5 separate regions of the Homo sapiens genome follow, and regions 1, 2, 3 and 5 are each linked to region 4. A link is a contact called in ENCODE Hi-C or POLR2A ChIA-PET data. All regions are on one chromosome and are shown on one strand. The core of a region is the stretch at or near the end of the contact, and the rest is flanking DNA. Distances in the headings are between cores, read along the strand shown.

Region 1 (5,858 bases), core at 3,272-5,771, 560 kb before region 4:
CTCCCACCTCAATTGCTCCTTGTTCCTGCCCTAAATGCAGTGCTCTTTACCAGGATTAAACTTCCAGAGGTCATGGAAGTGCCGGTTCAGCCTTGCATTATAACCACCAAAGATGTACAGCTCCCCATTGTAGCCAACTGGAAGGAGAGAGGAAGTGTCAGGAGTGTGAAGAGGGCAGGAAGGGAACTCCACAGGGAAGTAACAAACACTCACAGGCCGAGTGGCTCCGGCGCCCCTCAGGCAGCACTGGAGTCGGGGGACAGTCCAGCCAAGCCTCAGTTCTGGTGTCAAAGACTCGAATGCGGTTGCAGTAAATCTCATTGTTGGAATGGAATGGCCCAAAGCGGTCGGCACGGCCCCCAAAGACATACATGTGACTTCCCAGCATTGTGGCTGAGTGGAAGTCCCTCCAGCGTGCAGGGCTGCCCTGGGCAGAGGCAGAGAGATGGTGGAGGGGTCAGCACAAAGACTGGAAGAGGATCTCCTCTGACTGAGCTTCCTATCATTGCTTCAACAGAGGGTGGGGATTTGGGAAAAAAAAGAAAGAGCAGACCTTTGTACAGATAAGAGTCCATGTCATGGTGCTGGTATCTAGCTTGTGAATGTCATTGGAAAAACAGTCCGCCTGAGTAGGAAGAGAAAAGGAGGAAGAAAAGAGGGAGCCAATGGTCACTCTCTGACCCTCCATCCCTCCCCTCAAAACCTGCAAACAAGCCAAAGCCTCCCATTTCACCATCCTAAATTGCCCTTCCCCTCTTTCTCAGTCCCACCCTAAACCTCTTATTTTATTCCCAGACCTACCTGCTGCTCGTAGCCCCCAAAAATGTACATGATCTTGCCTAGGACACAGGCTGAATGTCCATCCCGGGCCCCAGGAACTGTCCCTGACACTCGGGGTGTGAACCACTTGTGCGTATCTGAAGGAGATGAGAAAATGGCTCAACTAAGCACCCTCTATGACAGTCCCTCCTCAGCTCTGGGGTACTCTACTCCCCAAGACCCCCAACCCAAACCTTTCTTGGGCAACTGAGGCAACATCTGGAAGGACATAGCCTCTCTGAGATCCATACTCACTGACGTCAAAGGCATAGAGCACATTGCAGGCCCCTTCGGTGTCATTCCGCCCGCCCCAAAGGAGGACTGTGTCGTCGATGAGGACGGTTGAGTGTCCATAGCGCATGTAGGGTACCACAGGAGCTTGCCCACGGATGGCAGACTTCACCGGGGGCAGCTTTGTCCAACGCAAGGACACTGTGGGCACAGCTCTGCTCAGCCCTGGGAACCTCCCTCCAGGCTGTCCACTTTTCCCAAACCAGATGTTTGTCCCCAATCCCCTTGGTCCCAGAGACCACAGCCAAACCTCATCAGCAGCCCGTTCCCACCCTGATGTGGGGACCCAGGGACAGCCCCAGCATTGGCTTACCTGCATTGAAAATGTGCACATCTATCTGACGCAGTGTCTCATAGTCTTCACCAGAGCAGTAACCCCCGAAGGAGTATACCCGATGCCCGACAGCCACTGCAGCATGGTTCACCCTGCGGGGCCCGCCCTCCAGGTGCACTGTCCACCGTAACATCCCCTGGGCCACTGGTTACAGCAACATGCCCCCCCGGCACGGCCTGCTGCCTCTGCTATCTGCACACAAATTGGGGCCACGGGATCCTCAGGCGAGGCTTCTGCCCAGCTCACTGTGACTCTGCCCAGAACCAGCCTTTGCCTCCAAGTGTCACCCTGGGGGCCCTCCCACACTACCCCTCCACAGGGGCACTAGTCTCAGCTCAGGTGGCTGGCCCTGCCCCAAGGGAGCTGCCGAGGTCAGGGAGCAGCCTGGGCCCAGTGTTCTCCAACAGTGAAGGGTGGGGCCACCCCCACCTGATTGCCAGCTCAGAATCTGCATATCATGGTCACAACCTACTCGTGGAGGCTCCACTCTGTCCCTGGCTTGGCACAAACTTGAAGCCCCCTTCCCAAACGGTATATTCTCTTGTCTCTGCTCTGCTTACTGCCACCTCTCTAAGAATCTGTGTTCTTTGAGGTGGGGAAAGGGATCTCAAAATACTCACAGCTATTAATAGCCCAGCCAGCCTCAAACAGTCCATTGAAAGCTGGCATGAGTGCCTCAAAGCAGAAAAGCTTTCAGGCTTTTAGAGTGGAACAATCCCCCTACCCAAGATAGGGCGGGACTGATCCAGGACAGGGACCTCCATGTTACCGCGGTTGGTTAGCCCCTCACAGGGAGCTCCTGTCAAGCTGAGTTGTTGTCATTGGGGTCACCCAGGGCCCCCCACAGGCACAAGGAGTTCCTTTGACAGCTGTGCCTGGTATGCTGCCAGGACTTAAGCCAGAAAGGTATGTGTATGCTTAGGCTTGGGGGATGGTGATAGAGGGAGGGGTTTTCTCCTCCTGCCACTTCCCCATCCCTGCTACTGTGGTAGAGAACAAGCCATTTCCAGTAGAAAAGAGAGAACAAGCTCTTCCACAACTTGGGTTCCTGAAAGGCGGATAGAGGTGGGAGTGTGCAATGCAAAGGGGAAGGGGCTGGGCACAGTGGCTCACACCTGTAATCCCAGCACCCTGAGAGGCCGAGGCAGGTGGATCACGAGATCAAGAGACGGAGACCATCCTGGCCAACATGGTGAAACCCGTCTCTACTAAAAATACAAAAATTAGCTGGGCACGGTGGCGCGCACCTGTAGTCCCAGCTACTCAGGAGGCTGAGGCAGGAGAATTGCTTGCACTCGGGTGGCGGAGGTTGGAGTGAGCCGAGATCACACCACTGCACTCCAGTCTGGCGACAGAGCGAGACTCTGTCTCAAAACAAAAAAAAAGGGGAAGGGAGGCAAAAAATGCCCTTGGGCAGGACAAGAGAAAGATCCAGCATGAGAAGTCATGGTCTTTTTTTTTTTTTTTTTTTTTAGATGAAGTCTCGCTCTTGCCCCCAGGCTGGAGCGCAATGGTGCAATCTCAGCTCACTGCAAACTCTGCCTCCCTCCCGGGTTCAAGCGATTCTCCTGCCTCAGCCTCCCAAGTAGCTGGGATTACAGGCGCCTGCCACCATGCCCAGCTAATTTTTGTATTTTTAGTAGAGATGGGGTCTCACTATGTTGGCCAGGCTGGTCTCAAACTCCTGACCTCAGGTGATCCACCGTCCTCGGTCTCCTGAAGTGCTGGGATTACAGGCGTGAGCCACCATGCCCAGCTGGTCATGGTCTCTTAAACACAACCTGTCAACCTAGTGGCACGTACACCTGGGTACATCTGAGGTTTTTTCAGGCAAATCCTTGCAACTGACAATGCTTTTGCTGGCAAGCATCTCCTGAGTTTGGGTGTATCATCATCTGCTCCCTGTTTAAGAAGCCCTGGCAGAGGAAAGGGCCAGGCAAAACCTCAGGCACTAAAACAGCTCAAATAAGGGAGGCCCCTTGCAGGAAAGAGACATGGCTTTCAGCTGGCTTGCTAGTCCCACCCACCCAACCTCCCCCAACTCCACACCCTAAGCTTTAAATAGCCATGGGACCCATCCTGAAATAGCCCCAGCAGGAAGCTACTCTCACTTCATTACTCCCGCTCTCCAAAATATCTTGGGTCTGGGCTTGTGGAGACTGTTAGGAGGTCGATGGGCTTAAGAATGGAAGTCTTCCATCCTCCCTTATATTCTCTATTCTTCCCTTCAGATATGTCAAGGTAAAGTAAAATATGCACAGGAGAGGAGATAAGCAATTCCAGCCAAAGGTGGAGAAAAAAAATTTTAGTTTCTCTGCCATATAAACAACTCAAATTCAAGGAGAACAAGCCCCCAGGCGCTCAGGGGCTCCTCTTATCCCTGGGTCTCCCCAGTCCTCCATCACCACCAAGCATTTTCAAACTTCTTCTATTCCCTTAATGTATCTACCCGCCTGGTCTCTTGCATTTTTTATTCCCCATTTCTCGCCCTTCTTGATCTCGTGAGAGCTTTGCAGTTTTCTCATTTTTCCTTCTCCTACCATTCCAAGCTCCACCCAACAGCCCTCCATTTTCCCACCTCCACTAAGGAAAGAAAAATTAGCATGCACTGACCACGATACCCCTCTCTGCATATGACTCTATCCCTGTCTTCTTCCAGACATTCCGGCCTCCCCTAGCCCACCACGCCAGACACCCCTCCCCTTCCATTATGCTCAGCTTCCCTGTTTTCATGGCCCAGTCTTCCTTCCCATTTCCTTCATTGCTTCCTCCAGACACCAGGTCTCTCCTACCCATCTCCTCGCCATCCTCCCCTAGCCCTGCTTTCCCCATTAACACTCTCCTTTCCCATCATCCCCCTAGCTCCCTCCCCACCCCCACCTCATCACTCTCAGGCCCCTCCCCCGCCACTCCAGCTCCAGACAGCACGTCCTAAGCCCCCTAATTCTCCCTTGCCCTTCTACCCATCCCAGGCTACCTGCCAGGCCGAGCCGGGGCGGGGCCGCGGGTCCTCGAGCTGCCTGCAGCCTAGAACCCGTTGCGCGCCAACCGACGCCTTAGTCCCCAACGAGATAAACACAGCCAAGCTCGGTTCTTCCGGCGGGCAGCTGTGCGCGCACGTGCAGTCGTAGCTAAGTGCCGGAGGCATTTCGGGACTTGTAGTCCATACGTTTCCTGAGGGACGAGAGGGCTGAGGAGTGGGCAGGGGCGTAGGAGAGATTCTGCGCATGTGCAAATATGTGTCGAGACCGAGGAGGCCACTGGGTAATGCAGTCCTTTGTTTTTTGGGCTGGGAATGACGGAGGCGGGGCAAGGGGCGGACTCCTCGTCCTCGCCAGCGTCAATCATGGATATGGGGCGGGGCTGGAGGACTAGGCACCTCTGCACGTCCTGCCCCGCCGGAAGTGGAGGCCGCGGGCTCTGAGCGGGTGAGGCGCGCGGGAACACCGGCGCCGGGATTCGGATGGGGGCGGGTGGGGGACGCTGCAGCTGGGGCCATTTGAGGGGAGCCCATGGGGCCTGAAAGGCATCTGTCAGGCGGTACAGAGGGGGTCCTCTAGGAGAGGGGAGAAGGGGGCGGGTACGCCGACCTGTTTAGGGGAGTCTGATGACCCAGAGTTCCCAAGTCGCGGGGGAGGCGTGGCGCGGGGAGCCGGGGTTCTGGAAGGGGTGTCTTTTAGGAGGTGGCAGGGCCTCCGGTTGGGCGTTTAACTAGGAAGTGGCGGAGCAAGTTGGTGGGGCCTGGTTCAAGATAAGAACCCCGACTTAGGAGGGGGAGGAACGAGAGGCTGGAATTGGGGCGGAGGGGTGGAGGATGCAGGAGCCTCGGGGAGGAGCTGGTTTTTTGCACGCAGGAGACTACAAGGAGATGATGAGAGGATGAAGATGGGCCTGGTTTCATCCGATCCCTGTCCTACCGCCTCCCTGTTCTTGCAGCCCCTGCCCGGATGGCAACAGTAGTTCTAGGAGGAGACACCATGGGCCCTGAGCGTATCTTCCCCAATCAGACTGAGGAACTGGGACATCAGGGCCCTTCAGAAGGCACTGGGGATTGGAGCAGTGAGGAGCCTGAGGAAGAGCAGGAGGAAACGGGGTCGGGCCCAGCTGGCTACTCCTACCAGCCCCTGAACCAAGATCCTGAACAAGAGGAGGTGGAACTGGCACCAGTGGGGGATGGAGATGTAGTTGCTGACATCCAGGATCGAATCCAGGTAGGGTGGAGGAGGGATGGTTCCTGAACAGGTGAAGCTGGGCTCCCTGAAAGCCTAGACCCAAACGGTCTTCTGTGGCTCTGCAGGCCCTGGGGCTTCATTTGCCAGACCCACCATTAGAGAGTGAAGATGAAGATGAGGAGGGAGCTACAGCGTTGAACAACCACAGCTCTATTCCCATGGACCCAGGTAAAAGATCATTC
Region 2 (5,537 bases), core at 2,082-4,581, 530 kb before region 4:
AAATAAAATATTTAGTCTTAAAAAAAAAAAAGGTCAGGCGCAGTGGCTCACGCCTGTAATCCCAGCACTTTGGGAGACTGAGGAGGGCGGATCACCTGAGGTCAGGAGTTCAGGACCAGCCTGGCCAACATGGCAAAACCCCGTCTCTACAAAAATACAAAAATTAGCCAGGCATGACGGTGGGTGCCTGTAATCCCAGCTACTCAGGAGGCTGAGGCAGGATAATCCATTGAACCCGGGAGGTGGAGTTTGCAGTGAGCCGAGATCGCACCATTGCATTCCAGCCTGGGCGACAGGGCAAGACTCCATCTGAAAAAAAAAAAAAAAAACACAAAACCTGTGTCCCTTACCCAGGTACCCAGGAGAGCAATGTTACAAGACAGTGGCCGTGGGGATGGAGAAGAGAGGATGGAGCATGAAAATGTGTAGAATCAACAGGATATGGTGATTCATTGTATTGTGGGGGGGACGGTAACGGAAAGGGAAGAGTTGAGGATGATTTCTGGAAGTGATCAGAGTTGTAGGAGGACAACTGGTGTCATAATGGCAAAGGAAATAAAAGACAATTGGTCAGTAGTGTCAGAGAAAGAACAGCATCATCTTGATTCTGCAATTAGAAGATTATGGGTGATTTTTTCAGAGAGTGGAAGACCGTTTTTAGTGAGTGGAAGAGTGAGCATCAAGAGGTGAGGAAGTGAAGATGGCAAATGTAGGGTCCTGGCGATCTTACAGAAGTAGTATTTGGCTTTCGGTGACTAATGACGATTTCAGGGTAACACAAAGTGGACTACATGCCCGCTGTTACCTGCTGGGAGAAAAGCTTGGGAGAAAAGGACATTTATTTGTGGGTGGGTATTTGTGTCTGTATGAGTGCTGATCCAGGCAAGATAACTGATGTTTTTACCCATCTCCAAGGCCTCAAGGAGCACTATAGTCCTGAGGCCTAGAGCTTGCCTGCTACTGAGGAAAGCAGGCATATCCTCTTTAGGCCCATGTACCATCTATCTAGCCCTTGGTTCCTCTGGGACATAGGGGACCAAGAAACATATAGTAGCACTACCAAATGGGAACTTTCATCCATGTGAATCTAGGTACCTAGAACATTCTTTATTTAGTTTTTTTTTCTTTTAATTTTATATATTTTAAGAGACAAGGTCTTGCTCTGTCACCCACTTGGAGTGCAGTGGCACAATCATAGCCTCAAATTCCTGGGTTCAAGTGATCCTTCTGCCTCAGCCTCCCCATAGCTGGGATTATAGACACAAGCCATGGTTCCTGGTTAGTACATTCTTGCATGCTATTTTATTTATTTTTTTCTATTATTTATTTTTTTGAGACGGAATCTCACTCTGTCACCCAGGCTGGAGTGCAGTGGCGCAGTCTCGGCTCACTGCAAGCTCTGTCTCCCGGCTTCACGCCATTCTCCTGCCTCAGCCTCCCGAGTAGCTGGGACTACAGGCACACACCACCATACCCAGCTAATTTTTGTATTTTTAGTAGAGACGGGGTTTCACCATGTTGGCCAGGCTGGTCTCAAACTCCTGGCCTCAAGCAGTCCACCCACTTGGCCTCCCAAAGTGCTGGGATTACAGCCATGAGCCACTGCGCCCAGCCCCTTATAATATGCAAATCTAATAGTTTTCATATATTTGTCTTTCAAATTTTCAGGAATGTATAATGTACAAAATAGAAGACTGCCTCAAGAAGAAAGGAGAGATGGAGAAAGCTGAGCAGTAGCTGAAAGAGAATGTAAGGTCTAGAAAATGGAGATTGGCACCATCCAATTCATTTATTGTAAGTGAAAATAATTGTTAATAATTGGAAATGCAGTGGGACATGATGGCTTATGCCTGTAGTCCCAGCACTTTGGGAGGCTGAGGCCTGAGGATCTCTTCAGACCAGGAGTTTGAGACCAGCCTAGGCAACACAGAGAAACTCTGTCTCTACAAAAAATAAAAAATTAGTCCAGGCGCAGTGGCTCATGCCTGTAATCCCAGCACTTTGGGAGGCGTAAGCAGGTGGCTCACTTGAAGCCAGGAGTTCGAGACCAGCCTGACCAACAGGGTGAAACCCCGTCTCTACTGAAAATACAACATTAGCTGGGTGTGGTGGCACACACCTGTAATCTCAGCTACTTGGGAGGCTGGGGCAGGAGATTCTTTGAACCTGGGAAGCGGAGATTGCAGTGAGCTGAGATCGTGCCATTGCACTCTGGCCTGGGCAACAAGACCGAAACTCCGTCTCAAAAAAAAAATTGGCTGGGTATGGTGGCGTGTGCCTGTGGTCCCGGCTACAGTTACTCGGGAGGCTGAGGTGGGAGATCACTTGAGCCTGGGACGGTAGAAGCTGCAATGAATGGGGATCGTGCCACTGTACTCCAACCTGGGTGACAGAGTAGGACCCTGTTGCCATAAAAAAGGAAATGTGGCCTACCACTAGCTGAGTGTCTTGTACAGAACAGTGGAGGTGAAGAGAAGGATGGAATCTAAATAACAGCACACGCAGGAAGTCGACTGTTGGTGTTATGCTGACAGAAGCCTTGAACTCCTTTCCTTCTGCCTGCTCTGCTGCCTGCCCCGCTCTAGGATAGAAAGTGAATGGGTTTCCGATCTGCAAGGATTTGGGGGGGGGGGGTGAAAGAAAAGCTGTTTTGTCTTCAACTTAAGTTTGGTGGGAGTAAAACAAACAGAACAATGAACAGGGCAAGAAGTCCTGGAACATGGGTTTTGTGCCAGATGTGCTGGAACATGTGTGGTGGCACCAAGCACTCCAGGGCTGTATGAATCACATCTAGTAATTCACTCAGCAGCCACTATATACCTATAAGCAAGTGTGAGACAGTTTTCTAATCCTGCTACTCCCTCCTGCAACCTTTCCTGCAACCCTCAAACCTCAGTGCTCACAGTTCCACAGGGGAAGCTGCAGGAGCTCCGCAGAGGAGCGGACTCCTTCCGAAACATTTCACCTAGAGCTCCCAGTACTGGGCCCAGTCATCCCGAGCATGCTGACTGTTCATTTATCAGTCAATAAACTGTTACGTTCATGCCACGGGGAAAAATAGTTAAGAGAACATTACTTCCGTAGAAGGCAAAGATAAATCCCTTAAGCACAAGTTCAAATGGCGCATGGGTAAACGCTACGCAACCGCAGCGATGAAGGTTACTGCCTATCGAGGCACGACGCAGATCAATCCGAGGCGCAGCTAACCCCCTCAGAGCAAGTTCGCGGCACCCGACCCCCCTCCCCTTTTCCTCTGGCCTCCCCTGACGGAAGCGGAAGCGGCCCTCGCGCACACTAGTCGTCTGGCTCTCTGGCTCCGGAAGCTGCGCTCCTTCACCCTCCTCGTTGGTGTCCTGTCACCATGGCGCTGGCTGTCTTGCGGGTCCTGGAGCCCTTTCCGACCGAGACACCCCCGTTGGCAGTGCTGCTGCCACCCGGGGGCCCGTGGCCGGCGGCGGAGCTGGGCCTGGTGCTGGCCCTGAGGCCTGCAGGGGAGAGCCCGGCAGGGCCGGCGCTGCTGGTGGCAGCCCTGGAGGGGCCGGACGCGGGCACCGAAGAGCAGGGTCCCGGGCCGCCGCAGCTACTGGTTAGCCGCGCGCTGCTGCGGCTCCTGGCACTGGGCTCCGGGGCCTGGGTGCGGGCGCGGGCGGTGCGGCGGCCCCCGGCGCTAGGTTGGGCACTGCTTGGCACCTCGCTGGGGCCTGGGCTCGGACCGCGAGTCGGGCCGCTGCTGGTGAGGCGCGGAGAGACCCTCCCAGTGCCCGGACCGCGGGTGCTGGAGACGCGGCCGGCGTTGCAAGGGCTGCTGGGCCCAGGGACTCGGCTGGCTGTGACTGAGCTCCGCGGGCGGGCCAGACTGTGTCCAGAGTCTGGGGACAGCAGTCGGCCCCCACCCCCGCCCGTGGTGTCCTCCTTTGCGGTTTCTGGCACAGTGCGGCGACTCCAGGGAGTTCTGGGAGGGACTGGAGATTCACTAGGGGTGAGCCGGAGCTGTCTCCGTGGCCTTGGCCTCTTCCAGGGCGAATGGGTGTGGGTGGCCCAGGCCAGAGAGTCATCGAACACTTCACAGCCGCACTTGGCTAGGGTGCAGGTCCTAGAACCTCGCTGGGACCTCTCTGATAGACTGGGACCCGGCTCTGGACCGCTGGGAGAGCCCCTCGCTGACGGACTGGCGCTTGTCCCTGCCACTTTGGCTTTTAATCTTGGCTGTGACCCCCTGGAAATGGGAGAGCTCAGAATTCAGGTAGGATAAAGGACTGGGGTCAGGAGTGCTTCCTCTTTCTTATACCCTCTTCTCTGTCTTAGGTAAATTGGAAGATTTAGGACTCGTGCCCCATATCATCCCGGACTTTGAACATAATGTTTCTAGCCGGGCGCGGTGACTCACGCCTGTAATCCCAGCACTTTGGGAGGCCGAGGCGAGCGGATCACTTGGGGTCGGGAGTTCGAGACCAGCCTGACCAACATGGAGAAACCCCGTCTCTACTAAAAAAATGTAAAATTAGCCGGGCGTGGTGGTGCATGCCTCTAATCCCAGCTACTTGGGAGGCTGAAGCAGGAGAATCGCTTGAACCTGGGAGGCGGAGGTTGCGGTGAGCCAAGATCGCGCCATTGGACTCCAGCCTGGGCGATAAGAGTGAAACTCTGTCTCAAAAAAAAAAAAAAAAAAGCATAATGTTTCTTAGCCTCATTTATCTATTTTCTTTTTCTTTCTTTCCTTTTTTTTTTTTTTTTTTTTTTTTTGAGATGGGGTCTTGCTCTGTCACCCAGGCTGGAATGTGGTGATGCGATCTCGGCTTACTGCAACCTCCGCCTCCCAGGTTCAAGCGATTCTCCTGTCTCAGCCTCCTACTACTGGCTCGCGCCACGACGCCCGGCTAATTTTTGTAATTTTTAGTAGAGACGGGGTTTCACCGTATTGGTCAGGCTGGTCTCGAACTCCTGACCTCAGGTGATCCACCCAAAGTGTTGGGATTACAGGCGTGAGCCACCTCACCCGGCCTATTGATCCATATTCTGTAATCAAAATATCATAAGCCTCCATAATGTAGTGGGGCATACAAAAGGCTTTCATCCATTCAGGTGAAAGGTGAAGTTTGGGTGTGGTGGTGCATGCCTGTAATCCCAGCTACTTGGGAGGCTGAGGCAGGAGAATTGTTTGAACCTGGGAGGTGGAGGTTGCAGTGAGCCCAGATCACACCACTGCACTCCAGCCTGGACGACAGAGCGAAATTCTGTGTAAAAAAAAAAAAAAAAAAAAGTGAGGTTTCAGATGTGTATGTTAATCTACTCAATCTAATTAGTTTATTGAATTGCTACAATGTATTCAGTATTGTGCTTTATAATATGGAGGATGATGTCTCTGTGCTTTTGCTCATTCTTATCCTTGACTTCAAATTGTTTCCTATTATTCTAGCCTCATCTGTTAAAATCCTACCCTCCTTTCCCTCAAGAGCCATCTAAAGATGACACCTTTATCACAAAGCCTTTCATGATCTCACAGCCACGAATTTAGAACTTCCTCCTATAGCATTTTC
Region 3 (5,621 bases), core at 156-2,655, 720 kb after region 4:
TTGAGCAGAACAACGGCTACTGCACCGTGGGAGTCGAGCCCACCTACCTGTCCTCCCAGAACGGCCAGCCCCTGTGGATCCTCGGGGATGTCTTCCTCAGGTCCTACTATTCCGTCTACGACTTGGGCAACAACAGAGTAGGCTTTGCCACTGCCGCCTAGACTTGCTGCCTCGACACGTGGGCTCCCCTCTTCCTCTTGACCCTGCACCCTCCTAGGGCATTGTATCTGTCTTTCCACTCTGGATTCAGCCTTCTTTTTCTGGACTCTGGACTTTCTCTAATAATAAATAGTTCTTCTTTATGTTGGTCATCCTGTTGTTTTTGGAAGGGAGTTTTCCCTGAGTGGCTACAAGGTTTCCTGGTGGGTCACTGTGATTCTAAGAGAAATGGGACCTAAGGCATGGCTTGGGATGGGCTCTGTAACCCTCAGAGCTTAAAGTTCATACTTTTCCCCTGGAAAGGGAAGACAGTGGTAGCGCCATCATGGGTGGGTGGGTGGCGGGCCGGGGGAGAGTGTTCCTACTTGAGTCACAGAGAAATCGAGCCTATTTGCTGGAACCAACTCAGCAAGGGATCTTGTCCCTTTGGACTTCATCCCTGTCCTCCTCAGGAGCCTCTTAGCAAAAGATCCAGAAACCAGGAGCAACATTGTATGTGGGGAAGGAGGAGAGAGAGGAAGAAAAGGAGGAGGGGAAGGAGAAGAAAAGCAGGGGAGGGGCTGGGGGAGGAGACAGGGAAAAAGGGGCGGGGAAGAGGAGAAAGTAGAGAATGATGCCTCCGCACCCTGTGAACTTCCAACAAGGGAAGGTGACATGAAAGGAGCTCAGACAATTTCTGTCCAGCAACATGACAGCAAGCTCAGGCTGGTGAGTGGGGCGTGAATGTAGAACCCATAATGGGGGCAGGCTGCCTTCTACTGTCATATTTTACCCTGTACTTCGCCAGGCTCACCCTGGCCTTGCCCCTTATGATCGGGGCAGGGATAAAAGTGCAAGATCCAGGTCCTGCACCCTACTCCTGAAGAGAAGCTGGAATTTGCCACAGGTGGAGTTTCTATGGCAACAGCACACCATCTGGGACCCTCTCTTTCTTAGACTGCCGAAGGACAGCAGGCTGCAGGTTCCTTTTAGGGGGTCGGACAGGCTACAGAATGTATCTTAGTGAGCCCTGGTTTGGGACTTTACTGAGAGGAGAAAGAAAACTTGCAAAGAGGTAGAAGTGGATCAGAGGTTCCAAGTCAAGAGCCTCTTTCCCTGTAAGCCTTAGTCCGCTGAGCGGGACTACAAATCCCGGCGTGCCTAGCGGGACTGCAGCGAGAACTACGCTTCCCAGTGGGCGCCGAGGCAGAGCGGCTGGGAGGCGGGGCGGGTGCTGCCCTCTGCCGGGCGCGGAGGGAAGTGTGCGTGGAGTGACAGCCGGAGCCCGGGCGCCGGGCGCGGGGCTCGGTGACAGCGGAGGCGGCGGCCCGGGCGGGACGCAGGGAGCGGCCGCGGCGCCGACGGCGGCGGGAAGGGCGGACGGGGCGGGCCTCCCTGGTGGCACGGGGCCGGAGCAGGCCGGGAGCAGGTGGCGGGCACAGCTTGCGGGCCAGGCACCCGAACTTGCGACAAGTTGCCGGAGCCGCGGGGCGCGGGCGGCGGACAGATTGACCTTCAGAGCGAGGTGAGCGGGACCGGGGAGCGAGAGGCACGAGGAGGGCCCGGGACCCCCGACCCAGGCTCCCTGGCCCCTATCCCGTGGGTCCCGGAGACAGGTGGGAGGGTGGGGGATGCCGGCAGGAGAGGGAAGCAGGACCGTGCGCGCCGCCACCCACCCGCAGTCCGTCCGCCCCCGGGCGCCCAGCGCGTGGCCCGAGCGGCGCTGCCCGCCGAGCCGGGAGCCCCCTCGGCCCCTCCCTTCAGGCGCGGGCCGGGGGCGGCTTCTCCGCGACCTTATGTAACCGGGCGGGAGGGGCCGGGCGGGCATGGGCCTTCCCGGCCCGGAGCTGGGAGTCGAAGGGGCGGGAGGCGTGATGGTGAACTCGCAAGAAGTTTGAGGGACGCGCGGGCCCCGCGCCCACTCCCCCTCCACCGGACACGGCTGGGGCCGGCGATGCCTGAGAGGGGGTCGGAGGTAGGGGAGGTGTGCGGGGGCTGAGTCTGGCCAGGCCAGCGGGGGGAGTGGGAGGGCCAGAGCGGCGCCACGCCCCGGGGGCTGGGCTGATGGGGGGGCGGGTGGAAGTACCATCTCTCCCTCCCTTCCCGTCCCTTCCTCCAGCTCGGTCTCTTGAAGAAGCCGCCCCTGGCCCCGTCCCCTCGAGTCCCTGGGCAGTCTCTTTCTCCCCGTGGGTTATTCTATGACCCTGGGGAACACCAACCCCGGAGCGCTCCCTCCGTGCGCCCCGTTGTCTGCCTCCCCCCGGGTTCCCAGCTGCCTGCCCGCCCCCCGAGTTTCCCCCTCCCCCCGTCTCGGTCCCGAATCCCGGAAAACACGCCCCCTTCCCCCCGATCCCCCGAGTCCGTGCCGCCCACCCCTGGGCTGTCCCGACCAGCTCTGGCCCAGCGCGTCCGCTCGCCTCCTGGAAGGGAGCGGGCAGATGCCAGCTCGGCCCCCTCCCCGCGCGGGGTTCCGGCTTCACGCACGGCTGCCCCGAGCTGCTCCGGGCTGCGCGAGCAGGTTCGCGCCGCAGCCGCCTGGCGCGCCCCAGCCCCGCGCCCCGGGTGAGGAAGGGAGGGAGCCCGGGGCGGGGCTTGTCTGCGCGAACCCCGCTGGGCCCAGGCCCCCGCCCTCCGCTCTCCGCCAGCCCCTGGCCGCTGCGCCTTCCCCCGAACCCCCCTCAGCTCCAGCCGTCGTTCTCTCGCCTGTCTGTTCTGGGGACGGTTCAGCGCGGAGCTTCTGCACTCAACTTGAGCGCAGTTTTTGGCTTAGAGCTCGCTGGGGAAGTGCAGGTTAATTACTGCCCAGCTCCCATCCTCTGCCCTCCCCCCATCCCGAGTGAGGGGCTGCTTCATCCCTCAGGGAAAGGGACAAGACGGATGCAGGCCCCCAGTGACACCTCTGGGGTGTGGCCTCAGGCCCCTGCACCCGCCCTGGCCGAGATTCCATTGGCCCAGACCTGGCACTGTTGGGCAGCTGGGGATGAGGTTGGAGGCTGGTCTCTGGTTTCCTTCTGGGTGGACAGATGCGGATGCGCTCGGTTAGAACGCAGTTCTTGGTGCCACGACTGGGAGACAGTCCTCAGGCCCTCCCCTCAGGGAGCTCACTGTCCGGGGAGGGACAGCCAGCAATAGTTCCTGGCCGGCCAGGAGAGGCAGAGGCAGAGGAAGGGAAGGGTCAGCTGCCTTGAGGTCCCTGCCTGCTAACCTGACGGTATGCTTTCACCATGCCGGTGACCCCAGCCCCAGGACCACGAGCAACTCGCCTGGCTCCCTTCTCTCCGTCTGCCTCCTGGCCGCGGGGCCCGGAGAGCTGGGAGCCAGAGGGTGTAAATGAAGGGCAGAGCTGTTTGGGTGACTCCATGCTCTGCTTCTCCCCGAGGGAAGCCAATGGTGCTTACCATTTACAAGGCTTGTTACAGCTGCAGGGTTATTTTGTCCTCAACTCAGCTCTGGGAGACGGAGCCAAATGGGGACCCAGGTATCTTGGTTCCGGGTGCCCTGGAAGGAGTTCAGGGGATAGGGCAGGGGACACCCTAGGTGGGCACTGAATCTAGGGAGAGCCAACTGGGCTTTTACGGGCTAATGGCCTGGTGACTCACAGTCAGAGGTGGGCAGGGAGTGGGCCAGGGCAGGCAGGAGCCCTTCCAGGGTCCCACGTGCGCTGTCACAGGCCTCCTCAGCCTGTTTCTGGAAAGCTGAGAAGTAGGTGGAAGGGGACTCCCACCCCTCAAGTCTGGCTGCCCTTTGAGGGTCTAGCTCTTGGCCCTGAGCCCTCCTGGGGCTCTGTTTATGACTGTAATTGCATCATTAGCCAGAGTTAATAGAGTTACTTAGCACCTGCCCCCACAGGGAGTAGCCCAGCCACCCCCTGGGTTCTGTCTCTTCCTTTTCAAAGTCAACTCGGTTTCTGCAGGCAACAGGGGTTTCCCCAACCACAGCTGTCATGAAAACCAGGTTGGGCCTTTGTCCTGGGGATGGAGGGCAGTCAGCACTTGGGGCCTGGCTTGGGGCTGCCCTGGAGATGACCATGGAAATTGGGTTGGCCTCCTCTGATCGGAGGGTGGGAGTTCAGGGTTCCCAGAGCTGCCAGAAATGTTCACGTCCCAGGACGCAGTGAACATATATGCATGTACAGTGTGGATCCTCATCTGAGAGGAGGGAGATGAAAACACACCCACCTCACAGGCTGTTGTGAGGACTAAGGGTGCGGCAGTGCCTGGTACATGGTGAGTACATGATGTTGCTTTCTGGGTTGGTGTGGGGTTTATGTAATGGTTGTGAGTTTGTGTGTGTGGTTAAAGTGTCTAGGAATGTGGGTAGAGATGAACTGTGCATGTGTGTCTATGAGAGTGTAACAATAAAACAAGATTATATTAATAGAATATTCATCTCTTCTTTTATGCTATACTAGAACAATATTATAATAAGATTGATTATACAATAGTTGCCAACATTTATTGTGTGTTTAGAGTGAGGTGGGAATTACTGTTTGCATTACACTTACTTACTCAGAGAGGTTAAGCAAGTCACTTAAAATCACACAGCCTGGAAGTGACAGGATTGGAATTTTAACCTAGGTCCAATTGACTCCAAAGTCTGTGTTCTCAGTCCCTAAAGAAGACCACTTCTTCAAGGGGTTTCCCAGGAGTTCTCTCTTAAAAGGTGGGGGTGTGGTGGTCTGGGGACCTTCTTTTCTCTATCCAGGGTTTCCTGCTCTAAGCAGATCTTTGGGAGGCCTAGGTGGGAGGATCACTGGAGCTCAGGAGTTCGAGACCAGCCTGGGCAACATAGCGAGACCTGGACTCAATTGAAAAAAGAATTTGTATGAAAAAAATAAAAATAAAAAAGCAGGGTGGGAACTTGCTGAGGCCCCTGTCTGAGCACCATACCTGTTTCCTGGCCTTTCTTCTGAGCTGCCAGCATGGGTGACCAAAGGACCTCCGGCTGGAACCTGTCTTGACTGGCCAGGGAAGGAGACTGGTTCAGGCAAGACTTCCTGGGCTTCTTTGGAAGCCCCAGACACCCAGGAAGGGAGGAGGCATCCTTACTGATGGCCTTCTAGGTGCCCGGCTTTGTGCCATGCATTCCACGTCCATTAACGTACAGTGCAGCCCTCAGCAGGCCCTTGTTTAATCAGATGTGCAGAAGAGGCTGTGGGGATCATTGGGTGAGAATGGGACGGCAGTAAAGTCATAAGAGCACTGGACCAGGAGTCGAGAGACCCCACTGTGCCTCTCACTGGCTGTGTGGCTGGGCAGGTCTCTGCTTTGTTCAGCCTCAGTTTCCATATCTGTGAATCTGGATCATCTGTGGGATTCCCTCCAAAGCGAACCTTCTACAAATCTTTGCCAAAGGCACCGGGGAGGAAGAAAAAGGAAGAGAAAGCAAGGGGTGGTGGGGGTGGGTTGTTAGGGGTGTTTGGGAGATGCTGCAGTCCGCAGAATTGAGCTTTAGCTAAAGACTGGTCCTGGTGAAGCAACCAG
Region 4 (5,919 bases), core at 1,443-3,942:
CCCAAGTCCCGTTTTGAGGTTTTGTCCTAGCCAGCTCCCGCTCAGGTCCCTGGGCGGTGACGGTGGTCAAGCTTAGCTTGGCTGTTCCTCCTCCGCTTGGAAAAAGGCCGCCACTGGGGCCAACTCCGGCCACAGCGCTGCTGCCAGGAGACCTAGGGTAGGTCTTTTCCCCTGAGGTAGAGACCTGGGTGTACCCTCAGGAAGGCATCTTGAAGTTACTGACAGTTGAGTCAAATCTTGAAGGTCCAGCAGGAGTTAGTAAGAAGAGGTGGAAGGGGAAAGGTTAGGCGCCCCCTCCTCCACCCCTTGAACAAAGAAAGCTTGACGGGGCTTACAATATCCGAGGAAGAGCTGGGCGGGTAGAGAGGTCTGTAGAGGCGAAATCACAACTTGGCTTTATTCTAAGGGCAATGGAAGAGGGTTTTGAAGGCTTTAAAATAATGTCATTAGGAGTTTTAGTCGCTTGGGAGGAATGGGTCGGAGGGGGACAGGAAGCTATCGCAGAAAGCAGCCCACTTGGAAGATGACCGAGGACTGAGGAAAGAGGGCGGGGGACATCGAGCATCTGAAGCCTTTCCCAGTCGCCGCAACACTGTGCGCTGTCCCTCGGCTTTCTTTGCTTATGTGGAAGGGCTCCATAAAGGGCTGGGCACGCGCCAAACGCTCATTAAGCGAAATAGCCCGGGTCCCCTCCTCTTTTCAGGGACTCTGTGGTCCACGTGCCCCAGAATTGGTAGGGTAGGCGGGAGGACTTTCCACTGCTGAAGATGGAGAACCGTTACCCCTCAAAAAACACAAAAACCTCGGGTGCTTTTGGCAGCAGTCTCCTCCGCTCATGACCTCATGCTTTAAGCTCCCATATAGCCTCCCTCCGCCCAATCCACACCCAGCGCCCGGGTGGGGGTGGGGTGGGGGACACTGGCGAAGGTCTGGGTAGCGGGAGGTCATTCTTCTTGCGCGACATTTTGGGGGAAGGGGCGCAATGATTTCCCCCACGGAAAAAAATGGATGGTGTAACTTTCTGTCGTGCAAAAAATACTGTCTTGCCCTCGAGACAGATGCCTCGAACCCGGCTCGAGGTGGTCTGTTTAGCTGAACTACCTTTGGTTCACGTTTCCTCTGACCAGGAAAGAAGCTTGGAAATGCAGGGGTCTCAGGCCAGGTTCCCTGACACCTGGGCCGACCACTGCCACGCCTTCTCGGGACCTGGGGGCCGTCCTGCTGTTGCCCTCCGCCCCCGCCCGCGCCGCGGAGGTTTGAACCTTCGGCTCGCCTTTCAGCCCGCGCCCTGCCCCCTGCTCGCAGCTGCTCCCGGTTTGGGTGCAGCGGTTTCCCCCGCAGAGGAGGAGGAGGAGACAGCGCGAGGGAGCGACTCCGGGCTCGGGTTTCCGCACCAATGCCGAGCAGCCCCGGGCGGCCCCCGGTGGCCGTCCCTCCTCCCCGGCACCACGTTCCACAGTCATGGCGCGCGAGGAGGGGCGAGCGCGCGCGGCGGCTGCACCCGCGCCCCCTCTCCTCCCCTCCCCTCCGCCGCCCGGCCCCTCTCCTAGGCAACCCCCCTCCCCGGCCTGCTGCGCCTGCCGCGGCAAGGGAGACCCCTCCCCAGAGAGCTGCTCTTCCAGCGCGGTCTACTGCACCCCTTCCCCGCCCCCATCGGGGCGGAGGGATGGAGACGCGCGCTTCGCGAACCTCCAGCCCCTTCTCCGGAGCCCCAGCCCTCTCCCAGCCCCACCGAGGCCAGGGTGCGGTGGGGGTAGGCGCGGACCGTCTCCTCGCAGCCCGCCTCGACCTCGGCATCTTTGCAAACACTTAGAAAAATAAACAAACCCCCTCACAAACCCCAGTCGTTAGCTTGCAAAGCGTGTTACAATAACCGGGACGGCTACGCAGGAAGCAATCCTGCACTGGTCCGGGTTTAAGGCGGCAGCTTCCCGGCCACGCTGCCTTCTCCCCGGCCTCGATTTTCCGGCCATGCCGGAGGGTCCGCTGCACCTCAGGGCTGACAGGTCCCGCTCGCGCAGGGCCGCAACTGGGCCCGTGTCCCCCGTCCCATCCTCGTCCAGAGACTCGCCAGCCTACAAAAGGTGCAACCTCACGCACACGCAAAGCGCACAAATAAAGTCAGCAGCGCACCGCCGCGAAGGCTGCGAACAATGCGCCGGGCGGCCCGCGCCCGCCGTAGCGCTGCGCCCCGGGGGAAAGGGGACGCGGGCGGGGGCCGAGGCGGACGACCAGCCGGTCGCGGCGCTGGACACCTTACTTCCTGCTTCCCCGCCCGCGGCCAGACCCAGCTCTGCGGAGGGATATCTCCCCTCCTCGGTCCCTCTCCCTCCCTTCCCCCTCCCTTCCCCCGCCCTCCCCCTCTTTTTGCTCCTGCTCCCCCCCCCCACCCCGCCTTTCTCCTTTTGCAAGAAAATAATTTGACAGTCGATTTGCTGACAAGGGAGGAATTTGCATCCTGGATTTAAAAAAAAAAAAAAGGCCGAGAGGAGCTTGGGAACGGTTGCTAGGGGTGGGTAATGGGTGAAAAAAGGGGGGTACCGGGGAGCGGATAAGGAGGGTTAAGGGAGGGGGCGAGGATGGGGAGCAATGCAAAGGTAAGGCCAGGTTACCGCGGCTCGGCCCCGAGTGGGCTGCGACCGGGGGAGGGGCGAGAGATACATATGTATTTCTGTCTCCCCAGCACACCCCCTTCCCTCTAAGCGATGGCTGAGAGGCGGTGCATGCAGATGGGGAGTAAGTTTCCTGAAGGGGAGGGTGGATGCACGCGCGCAGCCCGGCGCTGCAAATTTCCACTGGGGAGGGAGAACGGCTGGATGCGGAGAGTTTGGAGTTGCTTGCGGCGGAGGGCAGGAAGGGGAGCAGGGCTGGGAAAGGGGGCTGGCGGGCGCTATATCTGGGAGTAAGTTTCCAGCATCAGGAGAGCCTGCACGCTTGCTCACTAGTAAGTTTCTGGCCGGGGAGGGCGCATGGGGAGGAGGAGAGGGAGGGGTGCATGTATATAGAAGGGGGGAGGGGGGAGCAGATTTCCTGCGGGGAGGCTGAATGCATATGGAGAGTAGATTTCCTGAAGGGAGGGTGGAGGCGTAGACGGACCGAGTAAGTTTCTTGCTGGGGTGGTGGAGGAGGTGGTGGGTTGGTGCTTTGGAAACCCAAAGCTTCCTACCCTGGGTGGGGGAGCACACTCTTGTCGGGGGGACGAGGGGCCAGGTTCCCTGCTGGGGAGAGGGGCTTGCATCTGGGGAGTATGTTTCCTGGCGGAGCGATATTTGTTTACAGGCTGAGGGCAGTACAGTAAGTGAGTAGCGCTGAGAGAAGGCGGCTGACATAAATTAATATTGAAATTACTCCATCAGCTCTGCTCGCCCCCCATCTCACCCCCCAAGCGGATACTGGTCTTCTCGTCGGATTGCCCATGCACTTGTTGCAGAAACAGCCAAGGTAGGCAAGAAGCTTATTAAGTTTCATTTTTAAAAAATTAGTTTGGGGATGCTCCTCGAGAAGACGGGGGTGGGGCGAAGTGGGGAGGGAAGAGTGGGGAGACAGAAGGAGAAGTCTCCCCCCCCTTTACTTTCACTATGCAAGCAGGCCTTCTCCCTTCTTCCCTTCTTCCCTCTCCGGGCTGCACAGCATCCCAGCAAAGGGGGAGGGATGAGGTGGGCGCTATAATTGGCAACCCTGGCTTAAAGGTAGTGATGGTGGGCTTGCATTTGAGGTTGTGATGTTATAAAGGCTTCATTCTCCAGCTAAGAAACCGCAGGACTCTGCCTTTTGGGGTTTTTGACATGATACATATGTGTATGTATACGCGCCTGCGGGCTCTGTGGGGGCTGGGTACTCCCCAGAAGTTAGTGTGGCCACCCAGATGGGAGAAATGTGTAAGGGGGTAAACCTGTTCCTTCACTCCCCAACTTCAGTTTGGGAGACTGGGAAGTTACTGCCGGTGGTCTTAAGAAACAGATATTAAAAACCAACCAAACCACTCCTTCACCAGCGGAGGCCGAGAGCACCTGGCAGGCAGCCTCTGGCCAGCACTGGACTGGAGCATGTGCGCCTGCCATCCTTAGGTTACAAGAAAACGCTTTCTGGTTCCTCCGTGTGTCTTCTACCGGCCTGTTAGAGCCAGCTTTGTGGAAACTCTTCCCCAGACTAGACGCAGCTTTGGCAAGTGCCAGTACTGAAGGGGATGGCTTCAATTCAGCATGGCCTGGGCTGTCTTGTGAGTGCGTGGAAGTCGTGCTTAGGAATGACCGCCCCTGTAGTGGCTAAAGAGTTCATTAAAAAATATCTCCTGAAAACCGGTCCAGGTGCACTTTTCAGCAGGTCATTGAGGAGAGTTTTAAGAAGGGGAGTTTTAAGTTGTCCCAGTTAGCACCCACCTTCTGCATCACTGACCCTTTTAAGAAAGGAGTTTGGCGATAGGAAGTGTGGTGTTGATGCTCACTGACTGGAGAGGATAACAGCAGGAGTCCTCAGTGCTTAACTAGTTAACCAGCAGCCTTTGCCTCTCCTTGCCTCTGTTTTCTTGGTCCTCAGCCTACTGGTTTCTGCAGAAGAGTTGTAGGTCTTAGCTGTCAGCTACCTTGATGATGCTGGGAGTTTTAACTTTGCTAGGATAATTTTAGCATCTCGGGTCCAACCCGGAGACGTTTAGTAGGGTTAGGGAGTAGCCACTAGGCAGTGGGGTTAACTGAGGTTGGTTAAGCTTTCTGCAATTCTGTAGACAGGCTCTGTTCTAGCAGGGTCGAGAAAAATGGGTTTTAAAAAACTCGCTACACATTGCTGATGGAGAGTGCTTTTTTTCTTTCCTAACTGTCGTCAGATTTCCAGATTGAGGGTTGATATTTGGCAGTTTGAGAGTTGAGTTAGTTGGGAATTAAATATTATTGCTGCTTATCAAATGTTCCTAACTAGGCATTAGTTAAGCAAATTAGCTATTATTTTTACCTGATGAAAATCTGAGTCTGGTTGTTGTATTTGCTGGGAGGGTAAACAAAATCTTTATGTATGTTCATTCCAGGGTGGAATTATTTACATGCCTAGCCTCAGAGCCAAGAGCAGTCATTCAGGTTTTTTTCCTTATATTTATGAGATTTATTTTATTGTCTTGCTTTGGCCATTAATCAAGTCACAGTAGTTTTTTTTTTTTTTCCTCTTCTACCGAGAATGTTCTTGCGGTAATAAAGGCTTGAAGGCCCATGAATCATAATTCGTTCTTTTTAAAATATTGTGGTGATTGTCAGGATCTGATTTATAGGAATTGATACCCGGAGTGACACACCTCTCTGGGCTCCGCCCTTTTAGGCATGTCCATTTTCGCCAAAGGATTGTTTAGAAGCCAGCTTGACATCCCAAAAAGAGCATTTCCCTTCTGCTGTATGAGAAGATTAATTTTGCAGGTTCCATAGTAAACATGGGTCTTTTCACAGCTTGGTAAGCAGGCTTCCACATAGCAGGCATGTGTTATTATCACATAGCATTTATGTGAGCTTGCTGTGAAAACAGTTGTTCTATGAACTGTGTGGAAAGTACTCAGTTTTGCCTCCTATAACCGGCTTGGGCCTGTGGTTTTTGTTGAGTTAGGAACTTAAAGTGTAAAAGAGGAGACAGACTGCAGTGTTCTTTGCTGCTTGTATAATAAAATGTGTGGTCACAAAAAATAAAGCTTGTTTATGATTTTCTTTTTCTCCTTCTTTAATGGGTGGGTTGGTTATAATAACCGAAAGCGTTATTTTTTTGACAAATGTAAGGATTCTCTGTGAAGCTGATTAGCCAGGAAGTGTTAAAATTGTCTTGTGTTCAATAGTTGGCTTAAGTTTACAGTATTGGTAAAGTGACAAAGAACTTAAAGTAGTTTGATGCTCAAGGCTAGGGGAAACATCACTGGAAAGAAAGGTGGGGAAGGTACCAATTTCTAGC
Region 5 (5,655 bases), core at 1,247-3,746, 560 kb after region 4:
TTTTCCTCAAGACAAATGTTGTACTTAAAAGTGCTTGATGCATACATACATGCATTTAATCACATAAACGTGTACTTAAATAAAACAATTTTTATTGTCTTCATCAAAGACCTCTTAAATGAAACAGGTGGTTTTTTTTTTTTTTTTTTTTGAGACAGTGTCGCACTCTGTTGCCTAGGCTGGAGTGCAGTGGTGCGATCTCGGCTCACTGAAACCTCTGCCTCCCAGGTTCAAGTGATTCTCCTGCCTCAGCTTCCCGAGTAGCTGGGATTACAGGTGCGTGCCACCACGCCCAGCTAATTTCTGTATTTTTAGTAGAGAGAGGGGTTTCACCATGTTGGCCAGGCTGGTCTCGAATTCCTGACCTCAAGTGATCCACCTGCCTTGGCCTCCCAAAGTGTTGGGATTACAGGTGTGAGCCACTGCACCCATCCGGCCTGAAACAGGTGTTTTTTTACTGTAGCAGTGAAGAATACCTTGACCTCTAGCACAACTTGGTGCAGTTGCCTTGATTTGTGCTAAGGCAGCAGTTTTACCCATTGCTACTTTTGTATCATTGTGCAAATATCATCACAGTGACAATGCAGATATGTCTCAGTATTATTAGGAAAATCGTTTTGATCTCAGGCACCCCACTATCCCCCCAGCCCAAAGGGTCTCAGAGATCCCTAGGCCTTTCCAGGCGACACTTTTTTTTTTTTTTTTTTTTTTTTGAGATGGAGTCTCACTCCGTTGCCAGGCTGGAGTGCTGTGGCACGATCTCAGCTCACTGCAACCTCCAACTCCCTGGTTCAAGCAATTCTCCTGCCTCAGCCTCCTGAGTAGCTGGGATTACAGGCACACGCCACCACGTCCGGATAATTTTTGTATTTTTAGTAGAGACGGAGTTTCACCATGTTGGCCAGGCTGGTCTTGATCTCCTGACCTCATGATCCACCTGCCTTGGCCTCCCAAAGTGCTGGGATTACAGGCGTGAGCCACCGTGCCCGGCCTCCAGGCCACATTTTTGAGAACACTGATCTAATACATGCTCACATCACTGAGAAACTTTTCCTCCTGTATTGCTATTCTGGGAGCATCCCTTCCATTGGAAGTTTTAAGTGGCTCCCAAATTCTTCACTCAGCAAAAGCACCTTGTTATGGAACTAACATTGAATAAGTAACAATCTTTCTTCTCCAAGAATTTTCTTGGGGATTGTTGAGTAAGGGAATAAGACATATAATTAGAGTTATAATGTTAAGAATTCCTTAAAAAGAATTATGTTAACTGTGATGGACGACAAAGGGAGAGCTAAATTCTGAATCTAACTCTGAGGCCTTGAACCTCATGATAAATCCCGACCAAACCAAATTGAAACACTCCACTTCCTCTCCTTCTATCAAACCTCTTTTAAAAGTGCAAGTTGTTAATAAATTGCCTACACAGCGCTTGGTCCAGGCATTGTAGTTTCCCCCTTCCTATTGTGTGTGGTGTTCTTTTTTTTTTTTTTGTGCTTACCTAGTTCTCCTGTTTACAGGTGTGTAACTTGAGCCACTACTATAGCTAATGTCTGTTTCTTTTACTTGTCCTTATATTTAAATGTAAGTCTTTATCTGCCTTAGCTATGTGTTGGGTGTTGAAATTGTTGATCTTATTTTGGGAGACTCCCATCCCCTCCCCCCACTACCACCCCGCAAGTAGTTTCAAGACAGTGCACCTAGGAGACTGCTTAACCTAAGCCTTTTGTAGCTTAGGTGCTGTTCTGTTTCCCAATGGACCACTACCAAGTCAGTCTGGTTTATTTCCCAAGCCTTACAATCTGCTGAACTTCTTCAGTTCCGGCAGCGATCCTCTAACTTGTGGGGGATTTCCATAAAACAGCTGAATCTCTCTTGGGTCATCTGTGGCAAAAGCCAGACACGTGCTCACCCGCCTGGGAGCCAATAGTAACTTTTGCAAACGCTGCCTCCGGAAACCCCACGGTTTGAGGGCTGCTGCTTTAGGAACAACACAGAAATAACGTCTTTTAACAGAATAAAACAAAACATACGGACGGGATAGTGAGAAAGCCTTTGTCCTTCGCAGTGGGGAGAGGTGTTAAAGGTGAACCGAAAAGAGTATGGGAAACTCATGTAAAATACCTTTACAGTTCCCCGGGAAGAAGGGGGCGGAGATGGGCTCGGGAGCGTCTCTGGCCCTTTAAGGAGGAGGGACAGACATAAGAGTCTGTACCTTTAAGAGTCTCTTTGTCTGGAAACCTTCTTATTTACCCTCCTGTGCTTCAACCAAACTTCGACCAGCTATTCACAACGTCCCCCTACGCCGCCGCCCCTTACGCCAGGCTCAAAGCGGCCGCGCGTTTGTGGCTGACCCTAAACTTTGCGCCTGCGGCGCGAACCCTCGGAACGGGTGCCGGTGCCGGGGTCGCGGCCCAGCGCTGCGCCGTTGGCGCAATGCAGGGCCTGAGGGGCGGGGCTCCAGCGGGCGGGCCAATAGACGGGCAGGGGGCGGGGCCGTGTTCGGTTGTCTCGCGCCCTGGTGACAGCTCGCGCGTGCTGATGATGGCGGTAAATAGAGGGGGCCGGGGGAGGGGACGGAGGAGGTGGGGAGGCAGCAAAGTGGGTAGCTCCAGGGGGTAGGGGGAACGGGGGCCGGGGAGGCCGCGACGGCCAGGGAGCCCATTCTAAGACTCGGAGGCGGGGATAGGAGTCTCCGGCTCACTAGCCCTCCCCTTTAAAGAAGCAAAATCCTCACACACCGGGTGAGGGGCGACAAAGGCAGCGCGCGCCTCGCGGGCGGGAGGAGCGGCGGCAGGGGGCGGGACCGCGGCGCCGGCGGGCTGGGGGCGCCCGGGGCGGGGGCGGCGGGAGGCGAGAGCCGGGAGTCGGGGCGCGCGGGCGCCTTATTTTGGCGGGGTGGGCGACGGCTGGGTTGGGGCAAAAGCGTTGAAGGGAGAGGGAAAGGAAGGCTTGGAGGCGATGAGGGGAACCGGGTTGAGAATGAGATGAGGAGGATTAAGGGGAGAAAGGGTTAGAAGCCAGGGAGAGGAGGAGTGAGAAAAAGCCAGCCAAGGAGATAGGAAGGAGGCAAAAGCCAGGGTGGGCGTTAAGGAAGCCGGGCAGGGAATGAGGTTAGGGCTGGGGAAAGGGATCCTGGGGTTAGGTGTAAGAGCAGGGGTTTGAAGGGGAAATCTTCGTAGCGGGTGGTGTTGGGGTGAGGGGTACCGGGGTAAGTGTTGGAAGTGGAAGACAAGGAGGGGCAGAGCTGGGGTAATAGTTGGGAGTAGGAAAGAGAGAGTGATTAAGAGCCAGACGTGACGAGGGTGTGAACTAGTGCGGAGCGAGATGAGCTGAAGGACTGGGACCAACGGTGTGGTGGGAACTGCTGGCGAGGTTCTGAGAAAGGAATGGGTTAGTGGGTGGGCGATGGATGTAAATTCTGTAAAGTGAGGGAGGGCAAATGAGACCTGGACTGGAACCAGGTGGAGTCAGGAATAAGAGTGTGGTGGAAGGGCGAAAGGAAACAGATAAGAGATGGGTGTCTGTAGGACGATTCTGGGACCAGAAGAGCTGAAAGGAGACTAGAGTTAGGGTGTAAGAAGTGATGGCCATCTGGGACAAGGATAACTGGGTAATTACGTTAATTGAAGAGGTTCAGCAAGATCCAAGGTGAAAACAGTGAGGTAAAGAGACAGGGCTAAAAGCAAATGGTGAGAGGAGCAGGAAGAGATGGGCCCCAGAATTTAAAGGATGAGATGGGGAGTAAGGGAAGAGAGGGGGCTAAGAGAAGCTGGGGGAGTCCTGATGGATGTAGAACTGGGGTAGACTGCAGGGGGGTGGGAATCGAATGTGCGTGTTATGGGGAGTTGCTCCAGAAGGTCTGCAAGGGTCAGGGCAGAAATGCTGTAGTGAAAGATCAAGTGTAAGAGAGCCTTTGGTGCAGAAGACGAGGAACCATGGTGAGTGAAAGGGGACCTAGAGACAGGGGTAAAGACTAAAAAGTAAGGGCAGAGGTGGGGGGTGCAGGAAAGGAATTCTTTGTTGAGGAGAGAACTGTGTGTTGAAACTGTGAATCCTTTTGTCCCTAAAAGTAGGAAATTCCAGAAACCTCTTTCTCTCAAGAAATCTTGAATCTGCTTCCACCCTTCATTGCTTTTGATTTGACTTTCCTGTCCACTTTGAAGAAATGAGACTCATTTTGATTTGATTTTTTTCTTGTATGGATGATAAAGTATAAACTCTGGGTGTTGAAAACCTCTGCATTTCACTAGTGTTGTGATAATTCGGGGAAAGGGTGTGCTTATTTAGGGTGTACTCGTGTGATGTGATAGTTTTAGTGTTGTAGGAGTGTTGCACCTGACAAGTGCTGGGCTGTGTTTTATGGACAGCATTTTCATTTTCAATGGAGAACGCACTGTTGTTGGGATAGAGAAAGATGAGAATCTGTTTCTTTTGATTAATCAACCAGATTTCTGCTTATTGTTTTCAGTTGCTGGAGAATGTTAAGAAATCATTTCAGAGAAAGGCAGATAACCAACCAAGGAAGTTTACTGGGGGAGAGATTAAATCAGAGCTGAGGGCTTTGAGTTCCTGAGCTGCCTTTAGCTTTGTGCGGGACGTTTCATGCTGTAGTTGGTAACTCACCCATTTAACAAAATGGCATAAAGAAAGGGAGAATTGTAGAGTAGTGGAGGATTTTAGAGTAGCAGACTTATTTTTTAGGGCAAATAAATTTATGAGTAATTTTGATGGAAAAACATCTCTGTAAGATAATACTGCAGCAAGCTTGGTCTTTGGACAGCTCCACTGCCTTTCGTGTTTTATGGTTATGAATAAAGAAGGCCAGATTAATACTAATTTTCTAGAAGCTTTTGATTTTTAAGACACCTTTAGAAATGAAAAGGAAGATAAGAAATTTGGGGCAAAATTTGGTTATTCTTACTTAGAATTTTGTTTTAATGATTTTTTTCAGAAGCTTTTACATTTAGCTAAGAATATGAATGAATATTTGTTTTGCATTTGATGGTGCCAAAGGATAGCATATGATTTACTTAGGGAAAAATTCAAACAATTGTTGAGAATCTTCTTTGGGGTTATTTCATTGTGTACACTCAGATGCACAAAGATACTTTTTTTTTCAAAGTTGGGTAAATTTTGGATTGACACTTTTGCTGGTGTTTGTATAAATAACAAAGATTAGGTTTATGACTTTTGTAGTAGTTAACAAAGATTAGATTTTGATTTGTGGATTTGAGCAACAATGGTTAATGTATAATTTAGAAAACTCTTTCTGCATTCAGCTACTGTGTTAGTGGCATAGTATTTAGTTTATGGTTTGTTTCCTGGATTGTATTAAGCAAGTGTTCAAGGTTACTAGATGTATTTAGCAATTTAACAGAGGATCTTGGTAAAAATTACTATTTTTGCCACTACATTTTAAAAGGATTAGTTTGATAATGTTGACTTTCAAGATGAAGAATAACTTTGATATGAGGCACTTGTTTCAGTGAGATGTGTGTGCATATTCTTTTTATAGATGTGTTTGGGCTGGCGTTAGTAGTAGGACGTACTCTGTATGGTATTGCCATGTTTATAATGTAATTGTAATTGTTTAATGCTCAATATCTTTATATAAGTGATTATAGACTTATTTGATATTGGTAAAGAAGGAAATAT

The links. Hi-C counts contacts between places; a loop is a spot of excess contacts on that map. ChIA-PET counts read pairs that join two places held with the same protein, here RNA polymerase II (POLR2A). Pooled maps may share reads with other maps.
Region 1: a map with no recorded cell type shows a loop between it and region 4 (13-fold over the local background). The contact joins the promoter of KLHDC3 here to the promoter of TRERF1 in region 4. A Hi-C loop is called at or near these places in 1 of 37 single-sample maps with no recorded cell type and 5 of 50 pooled maps. POLR2A ChIA-PET finds 5 or more read pairs at or near these places in 1 of 52 experiments (CD4-positive, alpha-beta T cell).
Region 2: a loop to region 4 is called in a pooled map, with 5 times the contacts of the local background. The contact joins the promoter of PEX6 here to the promoter of TRERF1 in region 4. A Hi-C loop is called at or near these places in 6 of 50 pooled maps. POLR2A ChIA-PET finds 5 or more read pairs at or near these places in 2 of 52 experiments (T-cell and activated CD4-positive, alpha-beta T cell).
Region 3: a map of OCI-LY7 shows a loop between it and region 4 (6-fold over the local background). The contact joins the promoter of TFEB here to the promoter of TRERF1 in region 4. A Hi-C loop is called at or near these places in 2 of 168 maps with a recorded cell type or tissue (OCI-LY7 and naive thymus-derived CD4-positive, alpha-beta T cell) and 11 of 50 pooled maps.
Region 5: a pooled map shows a loop between it and region 4 (11-fold over the local background). The contact joins the promoter of USP49 here to the promoter of TRERF1 in region 4. A Hi-C loop is called at or near these places in 7 of 50 pooled maps. POLR2A ChIA-PET finds 5 or more read pairs at or near these places in 3 of 52 experiments (WTC11 and activated T-cell).

Annotation. Positions count from the first base shown.
Region 1 is chr6:43,012,912-43,018,769 of GRCh38, reverse strand. It overlaps KLHDC3 (kelch domain containing 3), which reads right to left and starts at 4,521. Exons shown (of 11, transcript NM_057161.4): 1 at 4,422-4,521; 2 at 1,424-1,636; 3 at 1,075-1,251; 4 at 802-917; 5 at 554-625; 6 at 214-427; 7 at 51-137. The coding sequence starts at 1,577. It overlaps MEA1 (male-enhanced antigen 1), which reads left to right and starts at 4,824. Exons shown (of 4, transcript NM_014623.4): 1 at 4,824-4,984; 2 at 5,381-5,655; 3 at 5,742-5,844. The coding sequence starts at 4,957. RefSeq lists an enhancer at 4,573-4,692 and a silencer at 4,903-4,952.
Region 2 is chr6:42,976,975-42,982,511 of GRCh38, reverse strand. It overlaps PEX6 (peroxisomal biogenesis factor 6), which reads left to right and starts at 3,331. Exons shown (of 17, transcript NM_000287.4): 1 at 3,331-4,243. The coding sequence starts at 3,362. It overlaps LOC124900215 (a long non-coding RNA gene), which reads left to right. Exons shown (of 2, transcript XR_007059580.1): 2 at 1,669-1,970. RefSeq lists silencers at 1,072-1,290, 2,529-2,725, 3,380-3,759 and enhancers at 2,920-2,969, 3,130-4,071.
Region 3 is chr6:41,731,392-41,737,012 of GRCh38, reverse strand. TFEB (transcription factor EB) reads left to right here and starts at 1,405. Exons shown (of 9, transcript NM_001271944.2): 1 at 1,405-1,663. PGC (progastricsin) reads left to right here. Exons shown (of 9, transcript NM_002630.4): 9 at 9-302. The coding sequence ends at 161. MIR10398 (microRNA 10398) reads left to right here and starts at 3,403; the gene lies at 3,403-3,459. RefSeq lists silencers at 1,247-1,716, 1,757-2,286, 2,417-2,856 and enhancers at 3,507-3,616, 4,107-4,156, 3,513-4,209, 4,227-4,306.
Region 4 is chr6:42,448,699-42,454,617 of GRCh38, reverse strand. It overlaps TRERF1 (transcriptional regulating factor 1), which reads left to right and starts at 2,692. Exons shown (of 18, transcript NM_001395490.1): 1 at 2,692-2,944; 2 at 3,357-3,441. LOC124900214 (arf-GAP with GTPase, ANK repeat and PH domain-containing protein 2-like) reads right to left here and starts at 2,258. Exons shown (of 4, transcript XM_047419627.1): 1 at 336-2,258. The coding sequence starts at 1,797. The coding sequence ends at 700. It overlaps LOC107986596 (a long non-coding RNA gene), which reads right to left and starts at 2,258. Exons shown (of 5, transcript NR_171668.1): 1 at 1,993-2,258; 2 at 336-401. RefSeq lists silencers at 1,238-1,677, 2,148-2,227.
Region 5 is chr6:41,892,216-41,897,870 of GRCh38, reverse strand. USP49 (ubiquitin specific peptidase 49) reads left to right here and starts at 2,496. Exons shown (of 8, transcript NM_001286554.2): 1 at 2,496-2,547. RefSeq lists enhancers at 2,099-2,288, 3,223-3,737 and silencers at 2,338-2,630, 2,419-2,658.